Linked DNA regions of Homo sapiens: all the other regions are linked to region 1. A link is a loop called in an ENCODE intact Hi-C map of the cell type or tissue named here. Cell type or tissue: endothelial cell of umbilical vein. All regions are shown on one strand.

Region 1 (8,000 bases):
CACAAAACATTAATCCCCAAACGATGAGCATATAGTCCTTTCTAACAAATACTGTACATGGAGTACCCAAAACCGGTGAAAAGGTATATCCAAATTTAGTTCTGATTTTTGAAACTTTGTTCTCAATTACTACACAAACCTACAAATACAACGCAGAAACTTTTTTTTCCAATTTATTTATAAAGTCAAAAAAGTGACTGGTACTTCTCTATACATGCATTAACCCTGACATAGTTCCTCTTTGCTAGCTTAAACACAGCCAACCTGAAGTTATCTTAAACTGCAAGTTTAAACTTATTAAGATAAACACTGAATATTACACTTAACTGGGTTCCATTCTGCCCAAAAAGAGATATTAAATGAGCCAAATACTTGTTTTAAAAAGTCTCATTGTCCAATTCAGACATTTCTATGTCACTTGATGAAAAGGCATTTTGAGATTATGATATACTATACTGCAGGTTTATTGTAAAACAAACAGTATACTTTATTATCACAATTAAAGCTGCAAAATTCATGGAATTTTTCCACTATCCCACAACTAGATTTACTTCTAATTATCGTCTATTTGGCAAAGTACTTTAATAGGGGGATTTGGTTTGCAGTAGCCATGTAATAAGCACAAAGTAAATCAATCTTTATCATTTTTCAGAGGAAATTGCAAAAACTTTACCACCAGGCAAAATCTATAGTTTTGATTTGTTTTTAACTATTTACAACTGGTGCAAATATTAATTGTGTCATTTTCATCCCGCCCCCCCCGCAACCCCTTCCTTCCTCACTTCTACCCGTTTTAAGGTTCAAATTATTTGGTGGCTGTTTGTTTAAAAACAACACTGTTAAGTATCTTCATAAACTTTTTATGCTGAGCATCTGCTTACAAAAAAGGTTAACTCGCATCTAACTAATGTTAAATGTAAGAAATGAGTCTTGTGTTACCCAGTTGGGACAAATTCCTGGCTGCGGAGTTAGAATGGGAAAGTTACAGGCAGGCTCCTGTAGTCAGTCATTGATGAAGTTAGGAGAGCTTGACTTGAGAAATCTCACCTTTTGAGCTGCTTTAGAGGGACTCTTGTTTTTGCTGCCTTTGGGTCTTCCCCTGGGTCTCTTAGGAGAGGGCTCACCGGTTGGTTCCTAATTGTGAGGGAAAAAAAAATGCTGTTGTGGCAAGAATGTCTGAAAGAAATTGACCCTGACTCTTTAGCTATATTTTCTGCATGTGCTGCTCAAAAGAGCTGTTGGAACACGTTCAGTTCAAGCATAAATGGATGATGATGGTACAGAGTTTACAGAAAGGGGAAATAACTATACTTTTAATGCAAGGGTTCAAAGAGGAAACTCTATTTTGTATATGAAAACTAGATTCTACTTCAAACCTAAAATGGTAACAAAGACTGAAGAGGCATGTTCTAGAAAGAAAGTCATATACTTTTAAGGTGTAAAGTTTACAGGGCTATGCATTTGGCAACTCATAGGAATAATAGGCATTTTAAACGAACACCACTCTGCATTATACTAGCATTTCAAACAACAGAAATACGAAGCTACCATCACAGATATTTCAACAATCTTCCATATTGAAAAGGTGGCCTTTAATCATCTTTGTATACCTGCCTTCTAGGTGGATTATGATTCAACTGACACATTTTGAGTGAAATACTGGAGCAATTATTCAAGTTCTTCAGTTCAAAATAACTCCATTCCCCCTAAAATTTCCAAATAATTATAGTAAATCTATGGTGGGAGGTTTTGCTTGAATCATCTAGTTAATTGCTTCAATTCTCCACTTCCTTTTGGAGATGCAGGCATGGCCTCCAGTCTAAATTTAAATATCTTTTGATAAAAATAAACATATTTTCTTCAAAACTTTCTTTTGAGAAAACTCTTATGGGGGTGGAGTGGAGAAAACTAAAAGGAGGTAAAAGCGAGGAGGAATGGAGTGTCTGGGAATGAGAAATGGAAGCAATCACTTGGTTTAGCAAAACTTTAAATGGCTCCTATGCCAAGTAGTAAATACTCAAGTGGTTAAGAGAATGCGATGATTAATATTCCAGATCCCAAATATTTATCCAGTGAATCATCTATTCACATTTCATTCAGATTCGGTGATTAAGTGAGACTAATTAACTTAAAACCCATGAACGTCCTCAATGAAAATTCGCATCCCATTTAGAGAATTCGGGAAGGTTCCCTGCAAGCTTCTGTGGGACCACTAGCACCAGTGGGCACATCGAGAGCAAACACATCGGAGACAAATTTTTCTTTCTTTGTGAACTCTGCCTTAACTCAAAGGTAAAGTATCCAATCACCTCCAGACCCCATTGTAATTTCTTTTGGATTTTTTTTTTTTTTTTGGAGGGGGGGCAATTAGTGAGTTAGAACTGGGTGGCGGGTGGGAAACAAGTGGGGGAGGGCAGAGACTTCCTGGGAGGTGTAAAACAGGATTCAAATGCGGTGTAAAGTGTCGCTTGGGCAGAGCGGGAAAACTCAGGGGCCTCTAGATCGGCTTGTTTCCTTTGATGATTTCAAAAAGGTACAACTCTCAATTTTTCTAAAATGCACTGGCAAGCAAACATTGTTCAGTTTCCCCACCTTGCTCTCGGACAACTTTGGGACTCTAGGATTATTTTCTAATCGGCGTGTTTGCCATGAAGGAAGCGATTTAAGACTAAGCAGAGAGCAAGTTTTAAAGCCCGAGAAAGTGGAGTTTAAATGTTCTCAATAGACATATCCCGCTCCAACTCTGCCCGCCGCGGCTTGGAAATTACAGCGAACAAAACCCCCAGCCCTGCGCGCTGAGCGCAGCTCTGCAAGCGCCGGCTGCACGCTTAATTGGTTGCATCCGCAGACAAAACCCTCCACTCCGCAGGGTCCCGGGCGCCCCTCGATCGTCCCCTACTCAACCCCCGGCCACTGGCCTTGGAGAAGAGCATTTAATGGCTGCAGCTCTGAGGCGCGAGATCCAGGGGCAAAAGGGGGACCGGGCCCCTGACAAGGAAGCGACCCTGGCTACCCTGCACTCTCTTGGACACTCCTTTCAACGCGCCCTTAGCTGGGCGAGTTAACCCCGTCCTGCGGGGAACCAGGCTCCCCGTAGCCCCTGCCCCGGGCTCCCTCCGGCGGCCGCCGCATATTTAAAGAGCCCAAAAAGGACCAGGCAGCCGGGTCTCCATGCGTTCTTTGTCGGGAGGGCGCGAGTCTTGGGCCACCGAGAGCTTGGAGGAGGGCGCCAAGGGGGCGGCTGCGGCGCGCCAGCCCCCGACCCGCGAGCAGCCCCGGGAGGCGGGAGAAAGAGCCTCCGGCCCCCAAGACTCTAGCCCCTTCAGCCCAGATCGGCCGAAGCGCCCGGGTCCCCGGCACCTCCTTCCTCCCGGGCAGTTGCAAAAGCAACTCGGAAAGCGCCTGCGAGCCCGGGTTTGTCGGATCCCGGTCGCTTCCAGTCACTGGGCGACACCGCGCCACTCGGGGCCGTGCACAATAGCGAAAGTCCGAGGACGCGCTTCGCCCGACCCCACCTCCCGCCTTCCCCGGGCCGCCCGCCGCGGCTCCCCACCTCCCCGCCCGGAGGGTTGCTGGCGCCCCGGGGCCGCGCGGCGCACTCGTGGGGTCTGCGCCGCTCCCCCCGGCCGGCCGGCGGGCAGTGTGCGACGGCCGCGGCGACTGGGCTCCCGCACTCCGGCCGCCCCGCGCGTGTCTGGGCCCCGGCAGTGGGGACGGGGTGGGCTGGTGCCCCCACCGCGCCCTCGTACTGACTTGCTGCTGCTTCCTGGGGCGGCCGCGTCCTCTCTTCTGAGGCGCTGGGGCGGCAGGTTGTCCCTGGGCTGAAGTGGACGGCTGCCCCGCGCCCTCACCGCGTGCGCTCATCCTGCCTCCCGCCGCCGCTACCGCCGCTGCAGCCGCTTCGCCTCGACCGCCCCGGAGCTGCCCAGCACCTTTCGGGAGATGAGGTGATAGGGCTGGGGACGCCGGCGGGGCGAGCGCGAGCTGGCGGGCTGCGAGGGCTGCTGTTGCTTAGGCTGCCGCCGCTGCCACCATCAACACCGGACGTCCAGCGGCTGCCAAAAAGAGAAGAGGGGAGGAGGAGGAGGAGAGGAGGAGGCGCTGCCGGTGGCGGCGGCGGCGGTGGGTGGGTGCCGGAGGTGGAGGTGGCGGTGGAGGTGGAGGTAGCAAGAGGAGGAGGGAAGCGAGGGAGAAGGAAGAGAGGCTTTGAGGTCGCAGAGGCTCCTCTCGCGGGTTGGGATCAGGAGTTGCGGGCACCGGGAGCACTTCGGAAGCGGCTTGGAAAGGGAAGAGACTTGGAGTGAATTGTGTCCCTTGAAATGTTAGGCGGGGAAAGAATTCCTCCTCCTCTTCCCCCCACCCTGCGAGAGAGAGAGAGAGAGAGAGAGAGAGAGAGAGAGAGAGAGAGAGAGAGAGAGAGAAGAGATTGAGATTGAAAGTGCCTTGGGCAGTCGGAAAGCAAAGGAGGATGGGGAGACTCCGCCGGGATAGGGTCGGGCACGGAGCACAGGCAGAGGACAGAGTAGTGGGTGGCACCGCGCCTCCTAGGGTGGCGGGAGCAGGCAGCGGCGGCACCGGAGAGTCGGAGGGGGACGGGCTGCTAGCTCCTGAGTCTTGCACCAAGCGCGCGCTGCCCGGGCTGGAAGTTTTCTGAGTTCCTGCCCCAAGATTCAAGTGGGATGAGTGTGTGTGAGTGTGTGTGAGTGTGAGTGTGTGTGGTGTGTGTGCGTGCACGCGCTTGCGCTTGGGGAGGGGGTGGTGGTGGGGGGAGTGCCCACCTCTAATCGTGGGCGGATAAAGGGGAGGGGGTTGCGCAGGAAGAAAAGTATGAGGAGGAGGGAGGCCAGGCGGACCGCCGAGCCAAGGCGCCTGGCTGCTAGCCAGAGGCAGCGTTCGAAATACAACTGCCTCGGCGGCGGCGGCGCCCGGGTGCCACCCGGAGCCCCGCTCACGTGCTCCCGCCCGGCGGCGGGGTTAAAGGGACAGGCCGGGGATCCCGGGCTGGCTCGCCGTGGGCCTAGCTCCACCCGCCTCTCGAGGTCACCCCTGGGCAGTTGTCCTGGGAAGGCGCGGGAACGTGACTGTCCCGGAGCCACGTTTCGGGGCTTGGCCTTTACCTGCGCCTCTACCGTGCCGAGCCAACACTTTGCAGGAAGCGTCTAGGCTGCACCTCAGGCAGCGCACCGGTTCACTGTGAGTGGGAAGGGACTGCAGTGGAGTGGGAGAGGTCCCCTGACAGCCGTACTCCGCCTCGGAATGCCCTCACCACAGAGCCTGCGGGCGGGCGAGCGCGCACATACACGGAGACATGCATGCAGATACACACGAACACGCGTGTAAGCACATGCACGCAGATACACGTGGACACGGGGGCATTCATGCGCTGGTAAACACCCGCATTTACACACACACACATACACACAGGCACGCAGATAGACATGCACATTCGCAGACACATGCAAACAATGTGCACACACAGAGCGCCCCAGCTTCTTCATTGAACTTTTTTCTCCAGGAAAGACTAGAGGCAACCGAAGTTCCCTCCCCATCCCCCTCCCCGGGAATCCGATGTTCCCAGGGTAAAGGGCACCTTGTAGATTCCTAACACCACAATTGCACTCACTGCCCAACTCTCCCTTCAGTTTACCTCGATTTAACCTTCTGCCTGAGAACTCTCTTTCTGCCAAGTCCTAATTTTATGGCCTGGGCTGTTCTGAGTTATGTGAACACCATAATGGCCACAGTCCGTTTTTAAAAGGTGGAGTACATTTTTAAATGTACCTCTTTTCATCCTTGAATAACACAAAACTCTGAAAAAATTAGGTTCAGATTTTCACACATCACACCCAAAATTATTTTGGACTAATTCCAAAATAAAAACTTTCACCTGGGGAAGAATTTATTTTTTTCAAAGATACAGACCACCGTGGAATAAAAACGCCTACTTTGCAGCCCTAAGCAGGAGTTAGGCACCGCCAGGTTCCGCTGTGCATGTGGAGGAGGCGCGTGTAAATGTCTGCTTTGGCGCGGCAGCGCTGATTGGTCCGCGTTGCCATTTTAAATCCATTTCCAGCTGCCCTTTGCAGAGCTGGGACACTTTGCTGCACGTTGAGTGCTCTGCAGGAACCCAGGGTTTCTGCTGGGTCTGGGAACGCTTAGCTGTAATGGAGAGAGAGAGCCTCCATCCCTCCGGATGGAGCCCAGCAGCTGACTGGGGAGGGAGGGGTCTAACAGGAACCAAAGGTTTTCTGTCAGGGCTTGGCTCAAAGATGGTATCTTCATCAAAGGGATTGAAGTTTCACCTAACGATTACAGTGACATTTCCTAACTGCCAATCGTGCACATTTAAAAACTATCACATATTTGCACTGTGGTGTGCACATTTCACATACACGTACAAAATAGGTTTTTGGGTTTGTGTTGTTTGCTCACTTTTTGCCAGGAGTAGAGAGAAATTCTGAAGGTGAATGCAGGGGAGTCACTGAGGAGTTCAGCCAGCCAGTTTTGTGCTGTATACCTCATTATATCCTAGGATTTTTTTTTTTTTGGTAACGTGTACAGAGGTCAGCAAAGAGCAGATTCCAAAATTTTGTTTTTGCGTTAATCTTTGAATATAAGAGAAGCACAGAAAAATTGGGGGTGGGGGAATATACAGCCACTTGTTTTCAGGCTGCTATCATTTTGCTATTAGACTATTTGACCCCTTTTGAATTTATAACAAGGGTATAAAACAAATATTGTATCAAGTTCTACTTAAATCAATTTTATATATTTTCATTCTTTGGAAGCTGTATTTAATTTTTCAGAATTCTGTATACTTTCTGTAGGTGAAACATTAAAATTTGTTGTAATCTTTGAAATTATTGAGACTTTTACTATTCAAAAAGGATTCTCATATATTTTTAAAATAATGTTAAATGGTTAGATTTTATTTTTAAGGAAAGGAATTTTTTTTTTACATTTACATCTGAGGGTTTTTCCCCCAGTTTATGTTTCTCAACCATTCACTGCCTCTTCTTTATCACACCATATTTTACCCATGTATTCAAGGCTCAATTCTTCTTTCCAATTTGAAAACTTTCCAGGTAGTTTCTGTCCATATTCAATTGTGTCTTTTCTTCTTCTGCACCCACCATAGAATTAAGCAATTAGCACCTTGGTTGTATATGTTAACAAGGTTTTTAATTATCTGTGACACATGATGTAGATTAGTGTTTAGATCAGGTCAGCCCATTAGTGGGTGGTAAAATTAATTTAGCAAACCCATAACATCATTTAAAAAATAAGTAGACTAGGATTGAGAATATCACATGTAAAATTTCTGTCTTAGATATATAGTACATATGTATGAAAACTATTAAGATATATTGTATTTTCATCTTTAACATCTTGGAATTTGGGATGTATCTTAGAATTCAAGGTGTCTTAGCACTATGTTATCACATACTAGGTAGTGTCTTTTCTATTTTGGTGGTATACATGCTGCTATGGTTTGGCTCTGTCTCCACCCAAAACTCATCTTGAATTGTAGTTCCCATAATCCCTACGTATGGTGGGAGGGACACGGTGGGAGGTCATTGAGTCATGGGGGTGGTTCTCCCATGCTATTCTCATGATAGTGAGTAAGTGTTCACAAGATCTGATGGTTTTATAATGGGCTCCCCTCTTTACTCAGCTCTCATACTTCTCCTTCCTACTGCATTGTGAAGAAGGTGTCTTGCTTCCTTTTTGCCTACTGCCATGATTGTAAGTTTCCTGAGGCCTCCCCAGCCATGCAGAACAGTGAATCAATTAAACCTCTTTCCTTTCTAAATTACCCAATCTCGGGTATTTCTTCATAGCAGTGTGAGAATAGATTAATACACATGCTTATATGTAAATTTTATGTATATTCCCAGAAGACAGGTAGCATTTCAAGCACCTCTTTTTTTTTTTTTTTTTTTTTGCACTAGTCTTGTCTAGGTAGTGTTCTGTTCATGATAGACTTCTGGTAGTTATTA
Region 2 (8,000 bases), 130 kb after region 1:
GCTACTTGGGAGGCTGAGGCAGGAGAATCGCTGGAACCCAGGAGGCAGAGGTTGCAGTGAACTGAGATAGCGCCACTGCACTTCAGCCTGGGTGACAAAGTGAGACTCCGTCTCAAAAAAAGAAAAAAAAAAAGTAGAGAGTAGAGAGTAAAATAGTGGTTACCAAAGGCTGGGAAGGGTAGATGGGAGGATTGAGAAAGAGGTTAGTTAACAGGTACTAACATTATAGTTAGGTAGGAAGTTATACCTTAGGTAGTTAGGTAGGAAGAATAAGTTCTACTGTACTGTGGCACAGCAGGGTGACTATAGTTAATAATAAGGTATATCTCAGAATAGCTAAAAGAGAGGATGTTTAATTGTTCCTGATATAAAGTAATGACAAATGTTTGGGGTGATGGATATGCTGATTCCCCCAAACTGATCTTTATCCATCATACTGATGTATTAAAATATCACTTATACTTCACATTTATGCACAATTATTATGTGTCAGTTTAAAAATCTGAATAAAAAATGACTAGGAAGAGTTAAATTATGAATAAAATAGCTTTAGGAATAGCTTAGTCTATTTATTTTGTTTGTATTTCCCTTTTTACCTATGTACAAGAGTGATACATGATAAAGAAATATCTATGTCTCAGTAAGCTTAAAGGAATTCTTTCACTAAGTACAAAATAAAAATTCTAAGTTAAAAAAAGCCTTGTGTCATTTAATTGGCATACTTTTCTCTTTTTATTATATCTATGGATGAGTCTTATAAGCAGCATTATCTTGGGCTTGATAAAATACAATCACAGTTGCACTCTTTGCAGAGGGGAAGAAAAAAGGAGAGGGAGTAAATAAAGATTGAGAGAGCAAGAAAGGAGAGATTTTTCTATGACTTTTCTGCTTGCCGCTATTTAGAAGTTCACAGCTGAAACTAGCCAATGGTTGTATCTAAAAATAGCAGAATAGTACATTACATGGTATAATAATTAAAACCAATGTGAGAAACATCTTCAAAGTAAGAAAATATAAGTAGAAGGCAAACGAATGATATTTATTTTATGACCTTTTAGTTGACTGCTACCATTTGGTGTTCCTGCAATGTGTTTCTTGGCAATTTGCAAGTGTGGGCTAATGAACATTTGAAACTGATGCTGATGGTTGTTTTTTCCACTTACGCTTTCCATTCTTACGAAAACCTAAGCCAACCAGTGCCTCTTTAAAGACTGAGTCAAGCTACTGAATGTTGGGAAATAACTGTAGTCCTCTGCTTCTGCCACTAGACAGTGTTCTCTCTCTATGTTCAATGCACTGACAATACTGTACTTCCTTAAATCAGAGAAACTGGCTATTCATTAGAAGAGGTAGCCCTTTAAATAACTGTAAACACTATACATAAATGGACTAGCTAATATTTACTACAGATCCTATCTATGTTGTTGTCAGTGTTTTAAGTGCTTGTCTCCCCTGGATTTGTTCCAAGAGTAAGAGAGAGGAGATTCCCAGGAGGAACATTGCATTCTATGGCAAACTATTTTTTCTTGGGAAATGAATGATCTAAATTGAATGAATTTATTGACTGTTTAAACTGTAGGCATTAGCTCCCCAACTCACATCACAGAAATCTGAAAGCAGAACTCTTGTTTCCTGGGAGGATGGAAAAACAGAACAGAAATGGAGCTTATACATTTTTTTTTTTTTTAGATGGAATCTGGCTCTGTTGCCCAGGCTGAAGTGCATTGGCACAATCTCTGCTCACTGCAACCTCCGCCTCCCGGGTTCAAGCAATTCTCCTGTCTCAGCTTCCCGAATAGCTGGGACTACAGGTATGTGCCACCAAGCCTCGCTAATTTTTGTATTTTTAGTAGAGATGTGGTTTCACCATGTTGGCCAGGCTGGTCTCGAACTCCTGACCTCATGATCCGCCCACCTCAGCCTCCCAAAATAGTGGGATTATAGGCGTTAGCCACCACGCCCGGCCACTTATAGATTTTTTTTAAGCAAACAATTGACACATAAGCAAACAATTGACACACAGTTATAAATAGAGGTAGTGAGGTGTAGTGAACAGAACAAGGCTTTGATGTCAGACCTGGGTCAGCACCAAAATTGTGTGGTCTTGGGCAACTTACCTAAACCCTCAGTCTTAGTTACCTAATCTGTTTGTTGTGTGGGAAGATTGCATGAGATAATTAATTATTGGTTCATAGTAGAAGCTCAGTAAATATTCATCTCTTTGGAAGACAGTGACTATTGGTATCATTAATTTTATAAACTACCTGTCCTTAAAATGTGTGATGTTATAAATAATGCTGCAATGAACATCTTTGTGCACAAATTTTTGTCAAATTCTTCACTTTTTTTTCTTAGAATTTGTTCTTGAAACTTTTCCATGAAATCACAAGGTCAAGGGTGTAAACACTCTCTTTTGTTTTGTTTTGTTTTGTTTTGTTTTGTTTAGACAGAGTCTGCTCTGTTGCCCAGGCTGGAGTGTAGTGGCATGATTTAGGCTCACTGAAAGCTCTGCCTTCTGGGTTCAAACAATTCTCCCTGCCTCAGCCTCCCACATAGCTGGGATTACAGGCATGTGCCACCACACCTGGCTAATTTTTTTATTTAGTAGAGACGGGGTTTCACCATGTTGGCCAGGCTGGTCTCGAACTCCTGACCTCAAGTGATTCCCCTGCCTTGGCCTTTCAAAGTGCTGGGATTACAAGTGTGAGCCACCACGCCCGGCCTGGATATAAACATTTTTTTTCAAATTTTAATACATTAAAGCCTTTCGAGAAAGGTTGCATCCTTTCATTGAATAAGAGAATATCTTTCTCATCTATGCCTCATAGGCATTATGTTTAATTTTGCTTGCTTGATAGTCAGTACCTTTTATTTTAATTTTGCTTTAATTAGTCCTTTTAGATTACTAATGAAATTGACCTTTATTATTCCTTAATAATTTGTATTATGATTTTTCATAAAATATTAATTTGTGGTATTTATTTCTTATTATGTTTTTACACATATTAAGTGTAAAACTTATTAAGTTTTTACACTGATTATGAATCAACTACATCTTCCATTGATCTCTTTCTAATCTTGTATTAATGTCATATTATTTTAATTATCACAGCTTTATGTTTGAGTACAGTTTTAAAAGCCTTAAGTCAGCCGGGCGCAGTGGATCACGCCTGTAATCCCAGCACGTTGGGAGGCCGAGGCGGGCGGATCACAAGGTCAGGAGATCTAGACCATCCTGGCTAACATGGTGAAACCCTGTCTCTACTAAAAATACAAAAAAATTAGCCGGGTGTGGTTGCGGGCGCCTGTAGTCCCAGCTACTCAGGAGGCTGAGGCAGGAGGATGGCGTGAACCCGGGAGGTGGAGCTTGCAGTGAGCCGAGATCGTGCCACTGCACTCCAGCCTGGGCGTCAGAGTGAGACTCTGTCTCAAAAAAAAAAAAAAAAACCTTAAATCACTGAGTGCTCAAAAATAGCAAGGCATCATAGGATTCTGGGGAGAAAGCATCAAGAGAAAAAAGAATTAGTGACACCAACACAAAGATAAAATGTTGGGAAGCCTCAATAAACTTCTCCATGGCTTGCATAAACCTGGAAGTAAGATTTGAAAACCTTCTTAAATCCATTATGGATCACGATAGAGAAAGAAAGACAGATGGAGAGAAAGATAGTTTTTTCTCTATGTCCTGATCAGCTATAATGACCAGATGCCAGATGACAAGTGGATCCCATTGTATATACATTCATTGTGATTTTTTATTCACCTGCAAATCTGATCATGTCACTGCTGTTTGGAACTTTTCAGTCATCTACCATTAGATGAAGAGTAAAATCTAAATGTGATTTACAAAGCACTGAATGACTTGGATCCTGCTTGTCTATCTAGTCTTGTCTCCCTCCAAGCCTCTGCCCAGGAGAGGAGAGGACCTGGATTTCCCTTGGTCTCCATGCCCACCCCTGCTCTAGTGCCTCTGTAGCTCTGGCTGCGGCCTCACTCACCCTTTTTCCATTCTCTTGATTTTTTTTGTCCAACAAATCCCCATAGTCCTTCAAGTTTCAGTTCAAATAGAAACTTCTTAATCAAGTCATCCCAGGCTCTCCTAGGTGTTCTGTTTCATACTGTCTACATCCCTCCATCATAGACAGCAATTGTTTCATTTCAAGTGTGTGTACTCCAGAGAGGGAAGGACCAGGTTGTTTCATCTTTGAATCTCTGGCATCTAGCATGGTTCCTGGCACAGAGTCAATGATTAATAAAAGGTTTATAAATAAATAATGAGGCAAGAATTAGATCTCAGATGCAATGTAACATGTATAACCACATTTTCCCCTGCCCTGAGGAATACTCCAGGGTTAGAAAGCAAACACAACATGGCAAACATTTCCCAATATAATCTTTTACTTTCTTTTCATTTGTTCTTTGCTACTGCAAGAAGGGCATATTTGAAGATTTTTCTTCACCTATCTTCACACATCTTATTGATGTGAAATAATCATAAAGCTCTTTTTGTAGAGGAAGTATATGGCTGGGATAAACATGGCAAATCCAAAGAAGACCAGAGATATATCCCTGAACAAGCACCACAATCATCCAAAAAAGAGAACTCTCACAAATCCACCCATTCATCAAAAACACAAGTAAGACAAAAACTATCAGTACTCTCTAACCACAGAACTAAATTATAAACTTCCAGCTGCCAAGCATCACTTCAGATAATCCTCTTCTTTCTGGCCTTTCTGAAGCTTTTACACACATCTCAATTTTCGTGCTAAAAAATAAGGTATATCTGAAGTCTATAGCTGAGTATCAACCCCCACTGGCCTCAAAGTCCAGTGGTTCTGGGGAGAATCCCTGGGAAGTGGGCTAGACAGGAAGCAGAGCTACCTCTCACTTCCACAAGTTGTAATAGCCTTCTAGATCATGTCTGTGGTCAATGACTGGCCAGAACTGGCCAGCCTCCAACAGGCTTGTTTAGACTACTTGATGAGTTGACACAAGGAACGACTCTTTCCAGTGCTATTAGTGTCTGAACATTAACAAGCAATAGTGTTCAGTGAGACTATTAAAGAGAAAAGGCATTTTAATCTTTGTTTTGGAAGTGAGCCCTCCAAACAAACCCGTGGTGAGGGAGCCCTTGTGAGCCAGTTTCTGGATGGCAGCAGAGGATGGCAGGGCTTGGGCTGAGTCATCATAGGGATACTCTGCTCATAGCCAGAATAACTGGGAGGGACAGCAGGGAAGGGACACCCCCATTCCATACCCTTAGAGAAAGAAAATGCTAAGTACACCATGTGATGAATTTTCAGCACTCTGTCAGCAATACTATACATTTAAATTCCAAGCAAATGGTTTGCAAAGGACTCCCTTACCATCACTAACTGCAAAGTAAACAAATCTCAAGGAGAGAGGGTTTCTCACCTTACAAAACGTCCATTGGAATTTAGAGACTGCAGGATGGTCTGGCAGAATTTAGAATTATGGTTCTGGGAACTGGTGCGGTTCCCAGGTATGTCACTCTGTCAATGACAATCTCAATGGAAAGTGTAGAGACAGTGGCAAGAATGTGACATATGAGGCTGGATCTGTCATCAAGAGTGACCATTCCAAGCCAAAACAAAGGCAAGTGGTTCACACACAAAGAAGAAATGTGTGTTCATCATTGTTTCTCTTCTCTTGTTTTGTTTTGTTTTTGTCAACAAACATGAAAACAGATAATCATAAAACTTACAGTTTAGAAAGTTCTTAGAAATCTTTTGCTCAAAGATCCATCTCTTTTACATATTATTAAGTTGTGGTTGGGGGTGGGCGGCAGATAATGAAGGCTCCAATTGTAGTTTTCAACATATAGCAATAACTGTCTAAGTTTTTTCCCTGAGGAGTTATAAACCAGACTGAGGAAAGTTAAATCTCTCAGCATTCATGAGCATGAATCAAGAATAGTTGGTAGGGCCAACTTACCAAATCAAGTACATACTGAGTTTATGGAGTATGCAACAGTGTTTATTGTTAATCATTCTTCTGCACTGTTTGCAAAAAGCAAGAAATTTTTGAATGTTCCACAAAATCTGTTTTCTTCTAACTATTCAGCTAACTGGGTCCATCATTAATTTGATTTACATAGCAGAGGCTGAAATGAAAAGCAAAGTTTTAAGTACAGTCTATCACCCACATTTAATAAAAATGTTTTAAAATGGGAGTGAGTGACAAATAAGTAAAACTATCATATATTCAAGTTAAAGAGGAAGGGAAATTGGACCTGCCTGTCCTTTCATCCTCCCCATCTACTACTGAGAACGATATAAATAGTGGATTGTGAAAGCCCAAATAGTAATCTTATAGAGATTTCTGATCTTGGAGAACAAAAAAGAGGAAGAAATGGTTGCATCCTCAATTATATTAGTGATTACAACTGGCGACGGCAAGCCTGTTGCAAATATTTCTATTTTGACATTAGGAATAATAGAAGAGATACCTGGTGTCTGTTTTTCTATTTTCAAGATAAGGAAGTGGATATGTGATGACTTAAGGTTATCAAAAAGGTAGTCATAACTGCTTTTTGCTTTACTTATCTGTATTTCTCAGGCATTCAGATTTTAGAAAGTTGGCAATTATTAGTGTAATTACCTCTATCTTATTCCCAGTTTAAAACTAGAACTTCAAGCCACCAGCCTGCTATTTAAGTCATGTGTTTATCACTGTGGTAGGTTGAATAATAACCCCCAACAAGTGACCTGGGTCTTGATCCCTGGAACCTGTGAAAGTTACCTTGTATGATAAAAAGAACTTTGCAGATGGGATTAAGTTTAGTTTCTTGAGATGGGGAGGTTATCCTGGATTATCCTGATGGGCCCTAAATGAAATCACAAATATTCTTTTAAAAGGGAGATTTGGCTGGGGGCAGTGGTTCACATCTGTAATCCCAGTCCTTTGGGAGGCCGAGGTGGGTGGATCTTCTGAGGTCAGGAGTTTGAGACCAGCCTGGCCAACATGGTAAAACGCTGTCTCTACTAAAAATACAAAAAATATACCAAAAATTAGCCTGGCGTGGTGGTGCATGCCTGTAATTCCAGCTGCTAGGGAGGCTGAGGCAGAAGAATTGATTGAACCTGGGAGGCGGAGTTTGCAGTGATCTAAGATTGTGCCACTGCACCCCAGCCTGGGTGACAGAGCAAGACTCTATCAAAACAAATAAATAAATAGAGGGAGATTTGACGAGAGACAGAAGAAAAGGCAATGAAACAAGATGCTACGCTGTTGGCTCTGAAGATGGAGGAAAAGTTCATGAGCCAAGGGAAGCAAGGAGAGCAACTCCAGCAGCTGGAACAGGCAGGCAGACGGTTCTTCCCTCCAGCCTCCAGAAGGTATGCAGTCCTGCTGACATCGTGGCTTAAACCTGGTCAAAGTATTTTGGACTTCTGGCCTCCAGAACTGTACAAAAATAAATTTCTGATGTTTTAAGTGACCCGATTTGTGAGAATTTGTTACAGCAGCCACAGGAAACTAATATAATTAGCTTTCTTTTAACTGGCTTGGTATCACTCATAAAATTAAGTTTTCTTTTTTTCTTAGAGATATGCAAGTGTGAGAAATCTGGACTTCATAAGAAGTTATGTCATAATGCAGCACATTAAATTGAGGCACTCTGTTCCTTTTAAATCAGTCATATTGGGAAGGATACTTTGGCTCAACTATTTTTTGGCTGGCAATTTGTAGCTTGTATCATATAAATCAAAGAGGATATATGATATAGTTTGGATGTGTGTCCCCACCCAAATCTCATAATGAAATGTAACTCCCAGTGTTGGAGGTGGGACATGGTGGGAGATGATGTGATCATAAGGGAGATCCCTCATGAATGGTTTAGCACCACCCACCTTGGTACTGTCTTTGTCTAGTGAGTGAGTTCTGTGAGATCTGGTTGTTTAGAAGTGTGTAGCACCTCCTCGGTCTTGATCTTGCTCTTGCTCTTGCTCCTGCCTCCATCATGCGAGACACCTGCT
Region 3 (8,000 bases), 290 kb after region 1:
AAGAAAACAAACTTCCATGAAAGACTCTGAGCAAATGCACAAGAATAGAAATAGTTGAGAAATCAGAAAGAGATTTTTAATATGCATTTAAAAAATATTCAACAGAAAAAGAAAGAAATGTGCAAAAAATTCTTTGAAAAAAAGGGAGATTTTTTTTAAATGGCAAATATAGGTTCTAGTAATGAAAAATATATTCACTAAAAATACTTTAGAGCCTGAATATATGAGTAAAACAGCAAAGTGACCTCCTGACATTTACCTCTAATTTACTAACTTTCCCTCAGGGAAACACTTTTCAAAGAGATAAAGACATTAAGCATATAAAAGAGAAGATAAAAAGATATGGAGATAGAATGAACAACCCAACATGTGGGCAAGAGGTATTTTTAGACAATGGTAGAAATATTTTCAAACTTAAAGAAAATTATAAATCCTTAAGTTGAAAAAGAACATGGAATCCGCAAATGATAATTAAACACAAATCTGAACCTAAACACATATCACTGAAACCACACTACATGAAAATAAAGATAAATATTACCAGAAAGAAAAGACAAATTACCTTTAAAGGAAAGATAATTAGATTATTAACAGATGACTTCTCATAAGCAACAATGGATTCCAGAAGACAATGGAATAATATCTTCTCTGTGCTTATGGGATATGATTATTATTTTAGCTTTTTATAATCTGTTAAAGTTTCACTCTTAAATGATACAAAAATAAAGATATGTTCAGACTTCCAAAAAACTAAAAATGTTTACTACTAAGGCCTTCATGGAAAGAAATACCAAAGGATATATTTTAGCAGGAACAAAATTTAACCCAGAAAAAAAGAATGAAGTGCAAGAAGCATTGATGAAAAAAGAAACATATGGAGAAATTTAGGTAAGCATTGTTGGTGGAAATGCAATGCCCTATCAGCAATAATACAGATGAGGGAGAGTCAATTTGGTCTTAAGAAGTCCTGAGGTACTTGTCTAATTCAGAGGAAAAAGAGACATTGACAAACTTCACACTGAAAATTATGTCATAAATGTAACAGGGTAAAATATGCTAATTGAAAACAATAGTATTTTCTAGTCTGTTAACCAATCATTTCTGAATCCTTTGAGATATTTTTAAAAAATATGGATTTCCATCCCCCTAGATGGTTCTCATTAAGTGTATTTTGAGTAAGCCTCTGCTTCTGTTATTTTTTACTCCACAACCCACACCCACTAATTTTGCTGAGCAGTCATAGTTGTGACAAACTCGGTCAGTGGGGCACACATCTGGGTTCTTCCTCCTTGGGTCTCCAAGATGCAGGGACAAGCTGTAAGCCAGAACACTCTGTAGAAACCAGTGCGCCATAAGGAGAAGCTCCCTGGGCAAGTGTCCTGAGTTCGTAACAGGGAAAGTCTTTTTATTCTCCCTGGCACTTAATGTTTTTTCAGGTGATAGGTTTGAGGAGGTAATTTAGTAGATCCCAATAATCGGAAACAAATTGTTTTGAAGTGACGATTTAAATTGGGTATTGGCAGGAATTAAATATTTAGGCATAATGAGTATAATTGAGTATCAGGAAGTGTTTTTTACAATGATGTAATAACTGTTGGCATTCTGTGTGTAATAGCAGGAAGGTTTAAGTGTTTGAAGTGTTTGAACAGCCACTGCTTGTGAGAAAGTGCTTTTAGAAAATATGTAAAAGTTATTAGCTCCCTTTTTAGCCTGTGTGAGAAGCAAAAGTCAATGCCTGAAAGTCCCACGAAAATACAGCTTGGCTCTGACTAAAATTCTATGTCACTTACTGGATCCTTGAGTAAAAGTCTCATGACCTATTTATAAAGAATTTCAATTGGTGGGGCCCAACTTCCCCAAACTCAGCAATAGATGCCCTACAAATGAAGAGGCATGCAAGGCCTACATGAAAATGCAAATCCACTTCTTTTTTTATACTGGTATACTGAATTTGGGAGATTTTTTAAAGTGTTTAGTGTGTTATACTAAAGCCCTCCCTCTTTATTTGAAGACCTTGGAGTATGGAGCAGTTGGAATTTAGAAACCATGACCTTTGCCTATAGGGTTGAGATTAGAGAAGAATGACCCCTCAGTTCTTCCCATTGTAAGCAACCCTAAAAAAGCAAAGTCCTGCCAATTCAATCACAATGTATTGCTATTACTACTATGAGTGTTTCTGCTCTCACCAGACTCTGAATACCTCAAGAGTGGGAGATTGGTCTTGCCAATCAGAGAAGCTCCAGGGCTAGCCTAGTGCCTGGCACATGGTGAGTACCCAATAAATTTATGTTTTTGAGTGAGAGTGAATGAATGAAGCCCCCAGGTCAATGTGCTTATCGTTATCTCAGAAAAAAAAAATTATTTCCTCTCCTCTTTAGTAACCTTCTGCCCTGTGTAGCTTGGGCTAGTTCAGGACTTGGTTCATATAGATCTGTGCTTTCCAATATGGTAGCCACATTTGGCTATTTATACTTAAATTAATTAAAATTAAATAAAACTTCAGTTCCTCATCACACTAAACACAGTTTAAGAGCTAATAGCCACATGTAACTAATGGCTACCTGTATCCAACAGCATAGCTATAGAACATTTCCATTATTGCAAAAAGTTCTATTAGATAGGGCTAGTAAGACTCCTAACTGAGACCCCTGGAGCTCTTCACCCATCTCTGACTCTACTAGTTATTAATTGTATGACTGGGTGAATCACTCAACTTCACATGTGCGAGCTGTTCCCTCTGCCTGAAGCACTCTTCCTGCCTGTGGTATCCTAGTTAATTACTTCTCATCTTTTAAGTCTCAGCCCAATCATTATATCCCCAACTAGGTCAAGGCCTTTCATAGTACCTTGTCCAATTCCTTGTCAAGGTTGACATTTTATGTATTTTTATGTGACTACTTGATTAATATCTGTCTCTCAGATCAAATTGTTAAGTTTGGAAGGACAGGAGCATGTCTGGTTTTGTCCAGCATTGTATCTCCAATGCCTAGCAGAGTAAGTGGCATGTAGTGAGGGCACAATATTTATTGTACAAATCAATGAATAAGCCATCAGTGTCTTTGCCACAGCCACTGCAAGTGATTGGTGCTCTGCTGGACTGATACTCAGCTGAGACACTCAGGTAAGGTCACATATTTTTCACAGGATCGTCCTTTCAATTGCTCTCAATGTTCATTACCTTTCCTTTTTGCTTATGTTAAATATTCCTAACAGCACTCCTGCTGGTTCACCAGCACGGTTAAGACTTTCAAAGTGAATAAATTGACCGTGCCAGTTGAACATTCACAAAGTTGGAGATGAGCACAGCATTCCATTTAGGCTTTGAAACAGACACTATTAACCTTTGTATCTAGAAGCCACTCATCCAAACTCTTCATCAAGTCAGAAACCTGACACTGATATCCTGAATGGTTTTCTGGAAACTCCCTACTTCCAGGGTTTAACATCCAGCCCCACTCTCAGGATTATATATGGGAAGTTAGAAAACATATACGTCAATGCTCAAAAATTCTATTAATAGCCACATTTCTTCCAAGTGCCCCAGAGGTTTGCAACTGTCTGAGCAATCCTGAACATCATCCTAAGTCTCTTGTTTTAGTGGAAACTACAGGAAATGGGGGTAGTTCCAGCTGAATGTCCCCTCAAGTGTTCAGGTCTGCACATACCACAACCGCTGAGTACAGGCAGACCAAAACAGCAACAGAAAGGTCCGCCCACTTGAGCTCCTGTGAGCCTTCACGTCTGAGTTCATGTGGCTCTCACTCAGAAGCGGAAGTGGAAAACCAAATAAAGTCAACTCCATGGAGGTCCTGGGGACTTAACACTGAGCAGCCACACGAATACCAGAGTGATGCATCATGATTCATGTTATTACAATAAATGCCTAAGAAAGAAATAAGGATTTGGCACTTAGTATAAAGCATTGGCAAGACAGCTCAAAGTTTTCTGCCTGTTGTAAAGCATAGCCTGGGACATTTTCTTTCATTGAGCAATATGCATTAGCAATGTTATCTAGGGTAGTAAAGGAGTTACTCATAAAGCTTTATTAAGTGATGTCAAGACTCCTTCCTCCCTGCGTTCTTTTCTTCTCTGGGACAGGCTATAGAAAAGACATTAAGTTTTTATTTTCATTTTTTTCCCAGTGTGTCTATGCCAGCCTGATATTAGAGGATGAAACACATACCTAAAGGATTAACAATCTAGAAATCACCTTTCCCAAAGTGATTCACATTGGGAAAGAAGTGCTGAAAAGCAAAACAGGTACCCTCTTGACTTAATACTGTTCATATTAACAGAATAGGCTCTGTAAAATACAGAAACAAGTCACGTCAGAGAGCATTCTTTACAGCAACATTTAGGGAATAATGGGGAAAAAACGAACTCCAGCTAGTTCTCTAGGTCTTCATGAGCAATGGAAAGGGTGTGATGCCTCACCAGGAAAGGGTTTTTTTTTACTTAGAAAAACAAAATAATTAAACTTTCATCTCCACGGTGGCTCAGCCAGCTGGTGGTGGCCCAGCAAACACATCCATGCTGGTGCATTTATGATGGACATATCATTGCTGCCAAATCAACTGTGTGATGACTTGTGTCACTCTTCAAGGCAGCTGACATACATAGGGAAGGTGTAGGCTATTTATCTTATACACAGAGTGAACACCTCCCTTGTGGATGGCCTGATGGGGTGTATTCTTGGTTTAGAATCAAAGACTTGAAAGGGACCTTGGGAAAAATTCATCTTCTTTTCTCCCTTCTAATGTGAGAGTTGCCTAGACAGCATCTCCCACAGTTTTGCCGATCTACATTCTCAATCAACATGAGTCAGAGGAGAGATCAAGGAGAAGAGGAACATATTTGGAGGGCAATGGCTGTCCACTGCAAAGAAAGGCCTTCCACCTTCTCTCCCCAGGGTTCCCCACTTCCTCATGGTCTTGCCTGCTTCTAGGTTTTTGCATGTGCGGTTCTTTCTACTTAAGACCCACTCCACCTCCAATTCATCAACATCCTTGCCTGGCTAATTCCTACTTTCCTTGTAGGCCATCCCTTCTGCCAAGAAGCCCTCTCTGACTTGGCAAGATTAGTTCAGGTGCTGCCACTCCTCTGACTCTTCCCACTAGGGTGACCAACTGTCTGTTTGCTTGGGACAGAAAGACTTCCTGGAATGTGGGCTTTTAGTGTTAAAATCAAGATAGTCCTGGACAAATCAGAACAGTCACCCCACCTCCCGTGTTCCCTGTGCTTACCTTCCTCAGACTTAGCATCTTCTATTGTCACTGCCAGTTTGCTTTTAGAACTTTAGACTGTCAGTTCTCTGAGGGCAAGGATGGTGCCATTCATCTCTGTAATCCTGCTAGCAAAGGTCTGACACATGAACAAGTAACCAAAAGCCACAACTGCAATAGCTCCTCAGTGCTAGATGAATGAATGAATGAATGAATGAATGAATGAATGAATGTAAAATCCACATCTTTTTCCAAGAGGTCTCTCATTCCTGCTTCTTGCCTTTGCAGTCCTTCCTTAAATGCAGGCATGGCTCCTAAGATGTGCTGTGGTACCTCCCCAGCCAGCACCCAGAACAGCTCATGTGCGCTTGCCAGAGGCTCCTACATATAAATAAGGCACTCTTCTTCCCTACTCCCAGCCATCATTTACCCGTAGTTACTAGCATAAAACTAAGGCCTAGGAAACATTTTTATTATTGCTCATTTCTTTGGCTACCATTAATTGAGAGTGTATGTGTCAAGGACTATGCTAGGTCCTGTCATTCATTTTTAGATACAATACACCATTTTCCAGATAAGGACTCTGTAGCTCAGAGAGTTAAACAACTTGCTCAAGGTCCCAGTGTAATAGAAGATATGGTTACAGGTGACCGGGGCTAGAACCCAAGCCGAAACTTGACTCTGAGCTTATGCTTTTAGCCACTACCCTCTACCGCCAGATGCTTCCTGTAGCTCTGTGGGGAGTCAGTCCAGGGAAGACTTTTCTGTCCAGTCCACAGCACGGTAAATTGAGGCAAGGGAAACACAGGGCCTGTTTCTTCGTCCCTTGTCCATTACCTAGACTGTGCCTGGCCCCTTTTGGTTGAAAGGAAGCATGGTTCAGAAGAGTGTACCACTGAACTTCAGGGAAGCCTGACGCAGAGGTCTTTTGAGAGAACTGAATAAACAGCTGATAAAACAGGAAGGCTCTCAACCCTTTTATCTGATGATAACTTCGAAGCTGCGATGGAGCAAGGGTAGTCCTTCTGACCAAGGTAGCAAAGCCAGACAGTGGCACCGACAGGCCTGCAGCCCTAATCCCCTGACTTCCTGCCCATGTTTTCTCCCCACTTTCTACCCCCATTCTACGACTATAAAAAACACACAAGGCTCTCTTTACCACATTCCTCAGGTTTTAAAGCCACTGCTCCCGCTGTCCTGCCTCCCCACTCCTAATACTTTTTTCTTTCTTTTTAACATTTGAGGAAGAAAATGTTATGGTTAACTGCATTTGAATTCCACAATGTCACTGTAACATGTAATAAATACCTTTTATTATTTATTACCAAAATGCTTAGGGGCTGTGGAAGACTAAAGGCTATTCTGTTCTTTCTGATGCAGCTCTAACAAGTATATTCCAGTTACTTGGGGGAGGGGGCACAGCGGGCTTGGTAATTTAATCTTCTCAATGCCACAGGCCATGTCTCCGTGATTCTGCTAGAATTGTATGTGACTGGAAGATTTGTTTTAGCTCAATCTTTGCAGCCTTGAGGATGGCGGGTTCTCAAAAACACCTATCCAGCCCAGCAGCACTACCTGAATGAGCAAGGGGGAAACCCAATGAGCAAGGGTCTGGGTCGCCCCAGAATCCACAGCAATCAGACAATTCTGTCTTAGGGTAAGGGCTGCAGAAAGCACTGCACATTCAGAGTTAGCTGGGCAAACTCACTTTGGGGATATTTTTGGCACTTTTAAAAACGGTGGCTAAAACGACCCAGAGACTATGAGCCCTCCACACCCCACCCCCCATAGCTTTTCATACCTGCAACCCAGGAATTTTGCTTGCACTAAAAAGGCATCTTCCAAGAGGACCTATGAACTTAAAACAAATGCTGTTTAATTTGCCATTCATTAGGGGTGTATCTGGATTGATTTATTGCACCCTTCTGACCCCATGTCTTTGGAACAGCATTCCTTCACGATTACACAGGGAAAGGACTCAGGCAGGACTTCCAAGGATAAGCGTAGAAGGCCACAATAATACTTCAGATTGCTGTGTATCGGGTAGCCCGAAGGAAATGCTTCGCCCAATTCAACGCACAATGCGAATGAGCCAAAAAAGTTTGTAAATTTTTTGACCCAGGTTTCTCGAGCCTTTCCTAAGGGATGTGGCCAGCACAGACGACTATTATCCAGATTATGGGCTTTTGAGTACTTCCACATTCAGGATATTCTGAGAATGTCTAACCACACACAATTGATCACAGAAATTGCAATCCCTTTTGATCCTGAGGAAGGAGGAAGTGAGCTCTTCCTGGTAACTACCCAGCAGCAGCAGAGACAGGAGGAGGGAGGGAGAGAGAGAGAAAGAGAGAGAGAGAGAGAGAGAGTGTGGGGAGGAGGGAGAAATGCACCAGGGAGAAAATACATTTCTACTGGCAGCTCAATACGCCAGTGGTAATCAGAAAATGAGAAAAACTTTGTAAAGCTCTCAGAAGAGCCAGGCTACAACAATTGCCCTTTAGAAATGAGATCAATGGCCTCTCTTGTGGGTGGCACAAGTATAATTACAGCAATTAAGAGAAAAGACTACAGTCTATTTTTTTTTTTTTTTTTGCTCTTAATGTATAAACAAGCAATTCCGGCACTTGTAAGCCAAAAAGAATTGGTACATGGCTTAATACTATCTACTACTATGACTCTCCTTGCTTTAATTGGCTTCCAGGAAAATTTCATGAGCCTTTGTGGTTGTGGTTTAGTTAAATACACACATTTACCTAGAGGCAGGCTGGGGGAGGA

Evidence for each region. A loop is a pair of places that touch in the nucleus more often than their neighbours do. Peaks named below come from ENCODE experiments on the same cell type or tissue, not always from the same donor. Only the 100,000 strongest peaks of a DNase experiment are listed, where the experiment ranks them.
Region 2: it touches region 1 in a loop (4-fold over the local background); 4 of 110 quality-filtered maps call a loop at or near these places.
Region 3: a loop joins it to region 1, with 6 times the contacts of the local background. A loop is called at or near these places in 5 of 110 quality-filtered maps.

The regions. Positions count from the first base shown.
Region 1 is chr12:65,821,135-65,829,134 of GRCh38, reverse strand. HMGA2 (high mobility group AT-hook 2) reads right to left here and starts at 4,652. Exons shown (of 5, transcript NM_003483.6): 1 at 3,754-4,652; 2 at 1,048-1,134. The coding sequence starts at 3,864. It also overlaps the pseudogene RPSAP52. RefSeq lists an enhancer at 2,925-3,532. In endothelial cell of umbilical vein, no CTCF peak of the experiment used is centred here; DNase peaks (open chromatin) are centred at 2,094, 2,764, 4,064, 4,584 and 4 weaker places; H3K4me3 peaks cover 4,428 bases; H3K27ac peaks cover 5,882 bases.
Region 2 is chr12:65,692,696-65,700,695 of GRCh38, reverse strand. No RefSeq gene overlaps it. Among named protein-coding and RNA genes, the nearest start is that of MSRB3-AS1, 54 kb to the right of the region's middle. In endothelial cell of umbilical vein, a CTCF peak has its summit at 1,246; a DNase peak (open chromatin) is centred at 4,955; H3K27ac peaks cover 2,348 bases.
Region 3 is chr12:65,532,951-65,540,950 of GRCh38, reverse strand. All of the region lies in intron 2 of MSRB3-AS1 (MSRB3 antisense RNA 1), which reads left to right. Among named protein-coding and RNA genes, the nearest start is that of LINC02454, 66 kb to the left of the region's middle. RefSeq lists an enhancer at 3,471-4,670. In endothelial cell of umbilical vein, no CTCF peak of the experiment used is centred here; DNase peaks (open chromatin) are centred at 3,830, 6,170 and 7,180; H3K27ac peaks cover 5,397 bases.